Regions from separate parts of the Mus musculus genome. Here region 2 is linked to region 1. A link is a loop called in an ENCODE intact Hi-C map of the cell type or tissue named here. Cell type or tissue: gastrocnemius. All regions are shown on one strand. Each heading gives the region's core, and the rest is flanking DNA. Links, peaks and the distances in the headings are about the cores only.

Evidence for each region. Hi-C counts contacts between places; a loop is a spot of excess contacts. Peaks named below come from ENCODE experiments on the same cell type or tissue, not always from the same donor. Only the 100,000 strongest peaks of a DNase experiment are listed, where the experiment ranks them.
Region 2: a loop joins it to region 1, with 2.3 times the contacts of the local background. A loop is called at or near these places in 1 of 42 quality-filtered maps.

Annotation. Positions count from the first base shown.
Region 1 is chr2:29,667,888-29,673,262 of GRCm38, forward strand. All of the region lies in intron 1 of Rapgef1 (Rap guanine nucleotide exchange factor (GEF) 1), which reads left to right. Among named protein-coding and RNA genes, the nearest start is that of Rapgef1, 51 kb to the left of the region's middle. In gastrocnemius, for the core only: a CTCF peak has its summit at 2,464 (motif pointing left); DNase peaks (open chromatin) are centred at 2,521, 2,921 and 4,139; H3K4me3 peaks cover 1,725 bases; H3K27ac peaks cover 4,758 bases.
Region 2 is chr2:29,725,199-29,730,573 of GRCm38, forward strand. Rapgef1 (Rap guanine nucleotide exchange factor (GEF) 1) reads left to right here. Exons shown (of 26, transcript NM_001039087.1): 16 at 1,008-1,083; 17 at 5,330-5,375. Among named protein-coding and RNA genes, the nearest start is that of Gm13420, 24 kb to the right of the region's middle. In gastrocnemius, for the core only: no CTCF peak of the experiment used is centred there; no DNase peak of the experiment used is centred there; H3K27ac peaks cover 1,365 bases.

The sequences.
Region 1 (5,375 bases), core at 215-5,214:
ATGAGTGACTATGTAAGTGAGTGTGTGTGAGTGAGTGAGTGTGTAAATGAGTGTATAAGTGAGTGAGCGAGCGAGTGAGCATCTGGCCATGCTACTGAGTGCCTGCTCTGTGGCCTGATATAGTCTGTTTCTAGAGGGAGAAGAGGGGGTGTCAGGATCCATGAGAGAACAGATGTCACATCTCTCACCTGAGTTCTCTCAGCGTCCGTAGCAGTCTGCCCGCAGTCTGCCCAGCCAGTGCTGCTTGCTTTCAGGCCCTGCCACACCTAGCATAAACATGGATGGAGAGGGCTTCCTAGCCCGGAGTCCAGCTAAAGGGTCCGCTTGCATTCCACAGCTGTTGCTGCTAGTGGGTGTGACCTAGAAGCAGTTACAGCCAGCCTAGTCCTAGGAACTTCCTTGGTATGGAAGGGGAGGTCTCAGAGTTGTCCTGTCTAATTCAGCCATCCTAAAAATGGCTGAACATATCCTAAAAGTGTGCATAGAACATGCTGGAAGTGTAACTTCCACACCATAGTAGAATGTACAAAAAAACAAGGAAGTAACTCAGGAGCAGTTGTATGAAATTGTCTGCTGGGTGCTGATATTTTAGGTTAAATGGGGTGAAAGTAGTATTAAATGTAACTCCCACTGGGCCTCTGCCCAGTAAGGGCCTAAAACACCCACCATTCCCTAGAGACCTAGAGGAGATATGAGGGATAGCCTTTGTCCTCTGTTGCGTAGATAGCTTGAACACATAGCTGCTGCTAGGCACCTCTATGGTAGTACCTCAGTGAATGCAGAAATAGTTCGGGCTACAGAATTCATTCACAGATTCTCTGTGCTTATTGATGAGCATGCGTTTATTTATCTGTTCTTGCATCTACTACTGAGCTAAGTGCCAGAATCCAAGGTGAATAAGACTTTGACCTTTTGGAGTCTCAAGGGTCAAGTAAGTAGAAGCTCCTTTCCCTGACCCCGAACATGGGAAGGAAGGCAGTAAGAGATGGAGAGCAGAATGTGGCCTTAGCCGCCTTGAAGATCAGCGCAGTGTGGGGAGGCAGGCGAGCTTCCTGATGTGGACCTCAGGTCAGAAGCTTTGTCCCTGCTAGTGTGGAAAACCACACTGAAGACAGACGTGTAAGGAACATGTAGACTGAGAACTGTGTCCCCAGAAGTGTGAGCCCTCCCGTGTTGCTGCCAGATAGCAACCTTGCCTTAAGCATAACCACTCTCTTGATTCCCCAATAATAGCTGCTCCTTGCCTGATGATGTAGTTGTGTGGATGCTCATTTGGTTTGTGGTTTTCTTTGTATGTAGCCTCTTTGTGTGAGTCATCTGTGCTGGGTAGGTAGGAATAGGTGGTTCCTTCACATGTGCGGTGGGATTCCGTTTTCTGGGTGTGCTTGTATTTACCCCTCTGCTGCCTCAGGCACCCTGAAAGACTACTCTTCACACTCTGGATGTTTTGTGGTGAACTGAGGCATAGCTCCCATATACCCAGCTCCCTCCCTCCTTCCCTTCCTTTTCATTTGTCTTGTTTTGATTTGCAACAAGATCTTGTACTATAACCCAAGTTGGTCTCAAACTTGTAGTCCTTTTGCCTCAGTCTTCCTTGTTGGGGAATTACAGACATGTGCCATCATACCTAGGCACCATCCACATAGGCATGGATGTAGTGATGTGTCTTTATGGCTGTTGTTTCCTGATTACAAATGCAGTTGAGCACTGTACCATCTGCCCATTGGTCATTCAGATACCACATCTTAGGAGATCTCTACCTCATCTAAATCTCAGTGTAAGTTTAACCCTTGTTGTTATGTAATTGAGATGGAAATAGAGGAGCTTAGGTGACTGGGTGGGAGGGTGAACTGCAGGTCCAGCCTCTTCCCTTCATGTCTCATGGCCACTCAGAGCCTTGCTGGGGCAGCTTTTGGCTGCAGCCTGCCTGGCATGAAGGCAGTTTTCCAGATTCCCCATTCTTCTCTATAAACTAGCAATTCTATTTCTCAGAGCTTCATTATGCAAGCACACAGAGATGTAGGAATGAGCTGTGTGTTCATATGGGAGTCCAGCCAGGATACTCACTGCCTTCCAGCAGAATATTATTCAACTGTCAAACAATTGTGCTCATAGGAAACTGTCCATAATGCATTGCTATGTTTAAGAAAACAAAACAAAACAAAACAAAGCAAGGATTGGCTGGGTGTAGGGTTGCATGCTTTTAATCCCAGCACATGGGAGCAAAAGCAAGGGATCTCTGGGAGTTTGAAGCCAGCCTGGTCCTCCATAGATTGAGTTCTATGACAGCCAGGGCTACACAGAAAAGCCCTGTCTCAAAAAGAAGAAGAAGAAAAGAAACAGGGAAAAGACTAAAGACATACACACTAAGCTGGAGAGTTGGTTAAGGACATTTGCTGAGCTTCCAGAGCAGTCAGTCAGTTGACTTACACCACCTCTAATATCTAGGGCATCTGACGCCCTCTTCTGGTTTCTAAAGGCACCTGCGCACACACACAGCACCCCCACCTCACCCCACACACAAATAAAAGCAAGTCATTCAAGAGGAGCACTTGGAGAACTGGCTTGTCAGTTCAGAGCACTTGCTGCTCTTTCACAGCGTGGAGTTGGTTCCCTCCCAGCACCCACATTGCACAGCTCAGTCAACTGTACCACCAGCTGCAGGTAGGTCATCCAGTGCTGCCTTCTGTGTACAGCAACACACACATGGCATACAGGCTCACATAAGTTAAAAACAGGACAGCCAGGACTGCACAGAGAAAGCCTGCCTCAAAAAACAAAACAAACAGACAAAACCCACACGAGTGCAGTAATTCCTACTTGGCGATAAGAAGCCAGGAGGGGTTCCGACTGTTTCATCTTCCTTTCAGTGCTTGGATTTGAATAATGAGTGTTTCCATGCTCTGCATCCCCGGGTGTGGTTATGGGATGTTTGCCAACACCGCCTTCCCTCTGTCCTCACACAGATGTCTCTGTGCTGAGTAAGACAGGGGTCTTTTAATGTGGAAAGTGAAAGTATTGCTTTCAGTTCTCTCAGCTGGGGCTGTTCCTAGCCTTTGATTATTGAGTGTTGGCAGAGATCTAGCGATGTTACCAGATGACAATGATGGCTGCAGATTAGTAAATACTTGCTCTAGGTCAGGTGGTTCTGTAGTTAGTCCTTTTCTTTAGGCTCAAAGAGGTAGGAGAAAGAAGTGAAAGAGGCTCAGAGAGGTATCCACACTAGTGGTCAAGCTTGGGTTAAACCACACCCAACTCCACACAGTGTGTCCTGAAGTGTCCATGATGCCCTCTGCCCATTCAGCTTCATCCCCTACAGTACAGTGCAAGATCCTTGCACACTTGAAAATGAAGTCCTTCAAGAAAGTTCTTCCCAGTATCCTCTGGACACTTCTCCCCCTAGTTGTCCTTAGTCCCCTGGCAGGGGTAATGGTGTTGGATGAAGTAAATCATCTCTAAGTCCTGCTGGGGATGCTGAGCCTGATGGAAGACAGGTAGCAAGAACCAAAGGTCAGCTCTCTAGGTTGACTGCAGGCACTGTGGAGCTGCTACATGAGTCCTATCCACAGTGACCTTGACTTTGTGATCCCTGGTGTGCATGCTGCTTAGAGGCTTCCATCTCCGTACAGAATTAAGCCCTGACAGAAACTGCTGCTAAGTTGGGATCCCAGCTGCCGCAGCAAATGACATTTGAAAGGCCAGTTGATCGCACATTTGTCAGGAGCAGACAAACATCATTGCTAAGCCCACGGAGGGGCAAGCTGAAGATCTAAGAATGAAATCCTGGCAGTGGGCAGGGCACTTTGGAAGAAATTGGCCAGCTTTGTGGGGGTCAGTCAGTTTGAGTGTCTGCTGAAGTTGATCCTGTGAGTAGGCTGTGTGTTTTCCACCCCTCTTCTCCCTAGGTAGGGAACAGCAGCCCATGGATTGTTGTTAGTGGCACTGCTGTACTTACCCATAGATTAAAGAGCTGCTCTTCCAGGGAGAGCAAGACTAGCATTAGTCCTTGGAAACCTCTGTCCATTGGTGCAAATGCCGCACAACAAGGGACTCAGCCTTAGCTTCTGTTAGTGGCCTTTCAAGCCTTTGCAAGTGTAGTGTGTGTGTGTGTGTGTGTGTGTGTGTGTGTGTGTGTGTGTGTTGGCCTCCAGCCCTGCCACCTGCCAGTTTTACTCATAGGACTTTCTCATGCATGGCCAGAAGACACGCTGGATGTGTCTGTAGCAGCATTGTTTAGGAAAGCCAAAGCCAATAGCAACCCAGTGACCATGGTAGGCGAGCAGACAGAACAATATCACAGAGAAAAGCAAGGATGTATGTCATCTGAGTGGTTACTGTCAGGCCTATAGAGAGACTATATAGAACACTACCTTGTGTGATGATCACAAACTCTAAAGTTAAACTACACATGTGGACGCAAATTATAAAAAGAGGAATCACAATCCAGACAACCATAGGGTGACTACCTATATGACAGGAGAGTGGCTCTGGCAAACCCCACTGTGTAGCTGTTCATCCTCCTGTGGCTGTATAAAGTACAGGGAAGCAACAATACATTTCTCACTCTTAGGTATTTTTCAGTTGCTGATAGGACAGCATGACCAAGGCAACTTACAGAGAAAGCGTTTATTGGGCCTGAATAGCACAGTTAGGGATCCCGACGGCCACTTGAAACCTGATTGTTCACCCATCTTTCCAGAGAAAGCTGAGCACAGTCTAATTCTGATTTCCAGAATTGTAATGTTGGTTGTCATTACATAGCAACTCTGTTCACCATGTGACTTGCTGGTGGTTTTGTGCCCACTAACTGGCCTGAGAAGAGGGAGGTATTAATAGGTGCCTCAAACTGTCACCACAGCTTCCCAATTATGTACCTACTCAAACTGTATTCAGGACCAGGCAGGCAAAGGTAGAGTGAGTTCTGTCACCCACTTCCTGGCTTTGATGGCAGCTATCAGGAGTAGGTATCTCTGGTTCGTGGTCAGGGCCAGCCTTGCTCTCATGTTCCTCAGGGGATTTTTGTACCGTCTATATTTCTTTCCACGTTGGTTCCACCTTGGTTATGAGAGTTGGCTGCGAGTCTGGCCAGCTCCTTAACCCTGCATCTCCTTACAGACCCAGGGCAGCAGATCCCAGAGAAGAGGAAGTTGGCTCACCCAGCTGAGCCTCTGAGGAACTTGATCACCACAGTAAACCCAGACTTCCCCTTCAAGCCTGCTTGTCTCTCTTCTCTCAGCCTGTCTGGGAGCTGTGTGCTCTCTTTGGAGTCTGTTACAAAGCCAGCCAGCATCAGAAGGAATGGGATGGATGGACTAGCAGTGACTGATACAGGGCAGGTGTGCCTCTTCCTGTAAGTGAAGAGAAGAAAGTATTGG
Region 2 (5,375 bases), core at 101-5,100, 57 kb after region 1:
CAGCCCCTCCCCTTCCTGGTCTCTGCCTGTTAAGAAAACGGGGGCCTAGATGCTGAGCTGTGGCTTGTTTGAGGAGCCCTATTGATAAGAACAACACCAAGACATGTCATGAGAGAAGAGCCTTTTCTCTTCTCTGTGCAGTTCTAGGAACTTAGGGTTTGATGGGCCATCTTGGCCCTGAGTAGCTCTGCATCTGGGAACTGTTTTGATGGTTGTAACATACAGACATAGAAAGGGTACTGCCCTATCCATGTTCCTGGGCCATCCTAGCAACCCAGGAAGACGTTAGCACTTTAGGCCATCAGGCTACTGGTAGGGTTAGCAGAATCTAGGCAGAGCCTCTGCAGAAAGAAAAGCTAAATTCCTTCTGGAAAATCAGGTCATGAACATAGCCAACCTTGTTCCACATAGAAAACCCATAACGCTCAGAACTCTGGAGTCCAGGTGGAAATGACAATCCGTGGGATGGGCAGATAGGATATTGGCTCTGTCTCCCTCAGAGTCCCAGCCCCACCTACAGCTCTGTCACTAGACTAGAAAACAGCCTGTGGGTTATGTCCCCACAGATGAATCCTGCTTCTACTTTGGAAAAGGACTGAGCCCAAAGGTAGCTTACTACAGGCGTGGAGAGAAACATGCCTGACATCATCCTCCTGTCTCCTAGGCTTAGGGGCTGCCTTTCTCCTCTGGAATCTCACCTTTAATATGAACCAGGAGGTGGAGGTAGTGTGGAGGTTGAGACCCTAGTGCCCTGACCCCATGTAGCCTCTGGAAGGTGATGTACCCTGGTGCTCAGAGCATCTGGACAGCTTCCTCAATGCCCAGTTTTCTGTAAGAGTTCTGACCAGTCCCCATCTACACAATCCATGGGAGCAGGTGGGCTGCAGACACTGCCTGGTGTACACAGTGCTGCCTGCGACTGCTGAGCTGAGATCAGAAGGATCTCGGGGACCCTGAAGCATGGTGACTTTATCACCTCAGCCTTGTCTCATGCTCTTTTACTCCAGGGTGATGATGGGCCAGATGTTCGTGGTGGTTCAGGAGACATCTTACTGGTCCATGCTACTGAGACAGACAGAAAAGGTAAGGCAGCTCCCACTGTGCTGGATTGTGTCCCACCAAAGGCATCACATGACTGCACTGTACTGTCATCTCTCCTGGGTTCAACTTTGGATCTGATGGTACCAGGAAAGGGTAGGGAGAGGCCGGCTCCAGAGACCCTGATGCTGTCAAAGTTGCTCCTGGGCATGTCCCCTCTTGATGCAAGATGATGATGCATCCTGAGTGTAAGAACAGTCATTGGCACCTACTGTGTGCTCCAAGGGCAGCCCACTGGATAATGACATGTTCAACCGTGGCATTAAAGGTAAAGCAGCCACAGTAGTCCATACCTAGGATCCTGGCACTCAGGAGGCTGATAGAGGTGAATCTGGATTCAGACCAAAAAAAATCTTCTACAGTAGCACATGGCCCTCTGCCTTTCCTTATATTTAGGTCATTCTTTTCTTCAAAGTCTTTAGTTCACATAGTTAACTAACAAGTTCCTAGGAACAAAATTTGTTGTCCAAAACCTGCCCCAACCTTGCCATCCTCTCTGCATCCTGATCATCTGAGCAGGAGGAGAAGCAGAGGCTGTACCTAGACTTGTTAAGTAGGCTGTGCCCGCAGAAGAACCATCCATCCACGAAGTCCTGTAAGGGAGATTGGGCTCCCCTGAGCTGCTCAGGCAAGGCCTGCTGCTGCTCCGCCCCAGGAGGCTAATGAGCCCACCTCACGCCACAGCCAGTTTCTTGTTAGTATTCCTTTTCTTTCTTGTCTGTTTTGAGACAGAGTATGTGTTCCATGAGCCCTCTTCCTACACATTTTTAAAGGATTTAAAAGAAGCAGAGCATCCTCACACGTGCCTTTAATCTCAGAATTTATGAGGTTCCAGGGCTGTATGGAGAGACAATGTTATAAAACAACAACAGAAAGCAGAGCTAGGCTTATGGCTCAATGAGAAAACACTTGCCTAGCCATGAATGAGGCCGTGGAATCAATCCCCAGCACTTGGGAGGCAGAGCCCTCCCTGTGAGTTCAAGGCCAGCCTGGTCTACAGAGGGAGTTCTAGGGCAGCCAAGGATACACAGAGACACCCTGTCTTCAAAAAAAAACTAAAAGAAAAAGAAAAGAAATTCTGAAAAGTTGATTAAACTGTAGATAAAATCACTCCAGACTTAAAGCCCTAACCCAATCAGCTTTCTGTTTGTTTGTTTGTTTGTTTGTTTGTTTGTTTGAAATGTCTAGGACCCAAGGGTCTATGAAACTCTAAATTAAGAGAATAGTACAAAAACTGTTTGCCTGACAGAAACGGAAACAGGTTTACCTTCATCTGAGCCCTCAGCGATTCTTCACCCATTTCCTCCAGCCATGACAAGAAGGGAGTCTCAGACACTCAATTTGAAGCCTACCTTAGCCTTGCAGCTACGGGACCGCCTTTCCCCTAGGGCCTTGGTTCCAGGGGTACAGACAGTGCCCAGTGTTCAGTGGCACCTCAGGACATCCTGGCAAAGTAGCCATTTTCACCTCATTTTTATCTAAAAGTGAAAGTCTAGGATGTGAGCTGGCTTCTGGCCTGGTCATGTAAGGATTTGCCCTGCCAGCTGCTGCCAGCTGCTGCCAGGCCAAAGAGCTCTCTGACAGGGAGCCTAAAGGCCTTCTGGTCTACCCATTGGGTATGCTGAAGAGAGACTTTTGAACTGAAGTTTCAATAGGATTTGAGGTCCCTGCAGAACCAGAGTTGGCTTTACCTGGGAGTCTTACCTGAAACAGAGGCCGTGAGCCACATCAGAGTGGACATGGTGCCCATAGAAGATGGCAAAGTTTGTCAGGCAGGGGGCTTCCTGCACCAGTGGTATATGTGTGACTCAAAGGTCCTGGGAGGCTTCATGGCTCATATGTCTAGGACTCAGCTGTGTCAGACAGGGCCAAGCCAATTAGACAAGTAAACAAGAAGGGCACACTTGTCGTAATAGCCTTTCTCTCAGGTGGCTCTGTGAGAAGTGTCAGAGGGCCAGGTCGGGGATAATGTTAGGCCCAAGCTCAGATCCTGTCCCTTCCTTGGGACCTGTGTCCTAGACCTGTTACTTGGCCCCCAAGCTTCCATTCTTCTGAAGGCCACTGGGGACAAAGGGACCTGAACTAAAACAGCCCTGTGAATTTGACAGACAGCCCTGTAGCTTTTGGCTCAGGCTCCCACCCAAATGCCAGGCGATACCAGAGCCCACAGATAGGTTATGCAAAGAGCTCTAGTACCAGCAGGCCTGTGCTGTGTCTGGCATGGCACAGCACAGCCATCCTTGAGTCTGGTGTACTCTCCTCCTTCTCCCAACACGCGCGCACACACACACACACACACACACACACAGGCTTTCTCTGTAGCCCTAACTGTCCTGGAACTCACTCTGTAGACCAGGCTGACCTCAAACTCAGAGGTCTTCCTGCCTCTGCCTCCCAAGTGCTGGGATTAAAAGTGTGTTCCACTGCTACCTGGAATGTCTGGCCTACCCTTTGTCTCACACATAAGTTTCTTTACCTTCCAGCCTGTGAAGTACGGCTATAGTGCTCACCAGCACACTAGAACACACCCTTCAAGAGGTCACAGGCTCCTGCAGTGCTCCTCTGCGTTTGTACCCCTTGTATGCCCAACCTCTGCTCTTTCTAGAAAGTTCCAACGTAACAGGGAGTTGGTTAGAATACAACTTTGAGGCTGAGCACAACTCAGGGACCAGGCCCCCCACACCTCAAAGGTGATGGCACACAGTGTGATGGTATGACGTGCCACACAGAGCCTTGAGCCCCCTCTATTTTGGGAAATATTAAAAAGATCATCAGCAAGTTCCCAAGTTACACCCAGCTACTCTCAGCCCCAGCAGTCTCTCTAGCCAGTTCTTATCTCATGGAGACTTTCTGACTCAGAGCTCCAAAATCTCTCTACCCAACTCGCTAAGTTCTCACTGGCGAGTCACTACCATGCCAGCCCCACACTTCAAAACTCCCATGGCCTTTGTGGTGCACATCTGGCAAACCCACACTCTGCCACCATACCTTTCTCCCTTTCTCTCTTGAACCCAGTCAAACCACTGGGTGAAGGAAAACACCACATAAACTTAGTTCAGAAACAGTGGTAACTCAATCACTGGGCACAATAACTAGAATCCTAATCTTGTAAGCCATGTTAAATCTAAATCCTCTGGTGGCAGATCCTGGTGGATGCACCATGGAAACCAGGAGACACTCGAAGCTCTATCTTGCCCTCTCACTATCCAGTCCAAAAGGACCCCACACACACACCCTTTCCTCTCTTCCCCTATCTAACCCAGAAGTCCCTCCTACTCACCCAGTGATTGGCTCATTTATTCATTAGGGGATGGTTTACAAGAAGTCACCTGAGTTCCTGACTTACTCCTTGTTTGAAACCCCTCCCAGGGGAGCAGAATTAACATCAAAATACAAACAGCATCAGGCCCATCCACAACACCCCTCCATCCCAGCACTTGGGGAGGTGTGAGAAAGGGCAAGGGGGCTGCTCTCCACCTCCACGTGGTGACCTCCTTTCTAGGTCCAGTGTGGTGCAGTACAGCCCTTCCTGAGTTAGCCCACCTTGTCTCTCATGACATCCTATGCTTAATATCTAAAGCATTCGGGAAATAAGTCACAACAGCCAACAGGGCTCTAGAGAGGCGGGACTCATTAACTGGCATACTCTTTCCCTTTGGAAGGAAGAGGTGGGTGCTACCAGTCTGAGGCCTCCAGCTATGGGGGTTCTGTGTGTCACCACTGCCCTTGCCCTGTGTGGGCAGCAAACCACTGCTAAGCTTTGCAGTACACCACCACTTCAGCCTCCCCTTGAGGCTTAGAATGGAATTTCCCAAAAATATTTAATGACTGGACCCTGTTATCTAAAAATACTGCCTCTGGTTTAACTGCAAGAGCCTGTTGGCAAGTTTGGACAACTATCTCTGCCCAAAGCAGTGAGGAGCCATTGAGCCACTGGGCCTTAGGGCAGCATCTGTGCTAATCTGTGGGTGGTGCAGTCCAGAGCCAGTATGCCCAGGCCTTGACCTCTTACCAGCACAGGGGTCACTGAAGAAATGAAGTTTGTTTCCTACACTGGGCCTCAGGCCCTCCCACAGCTAGGTTCTCCATCAGAAGTAGCCAGTGCCCATAAGATGAAAGACCTAGGACCTACCTGGCTTTTAGAGAGGACTCAGCATGGTGCCTATGCTGTGAGCCACAGCCACACCTACACCCTGAACCCTACCACCCTGACTGCTTTGCACCCCTGCAGACCTGGTGCTGTACTGTGAAGCCTTCCTGACCACCTACAGGACCTT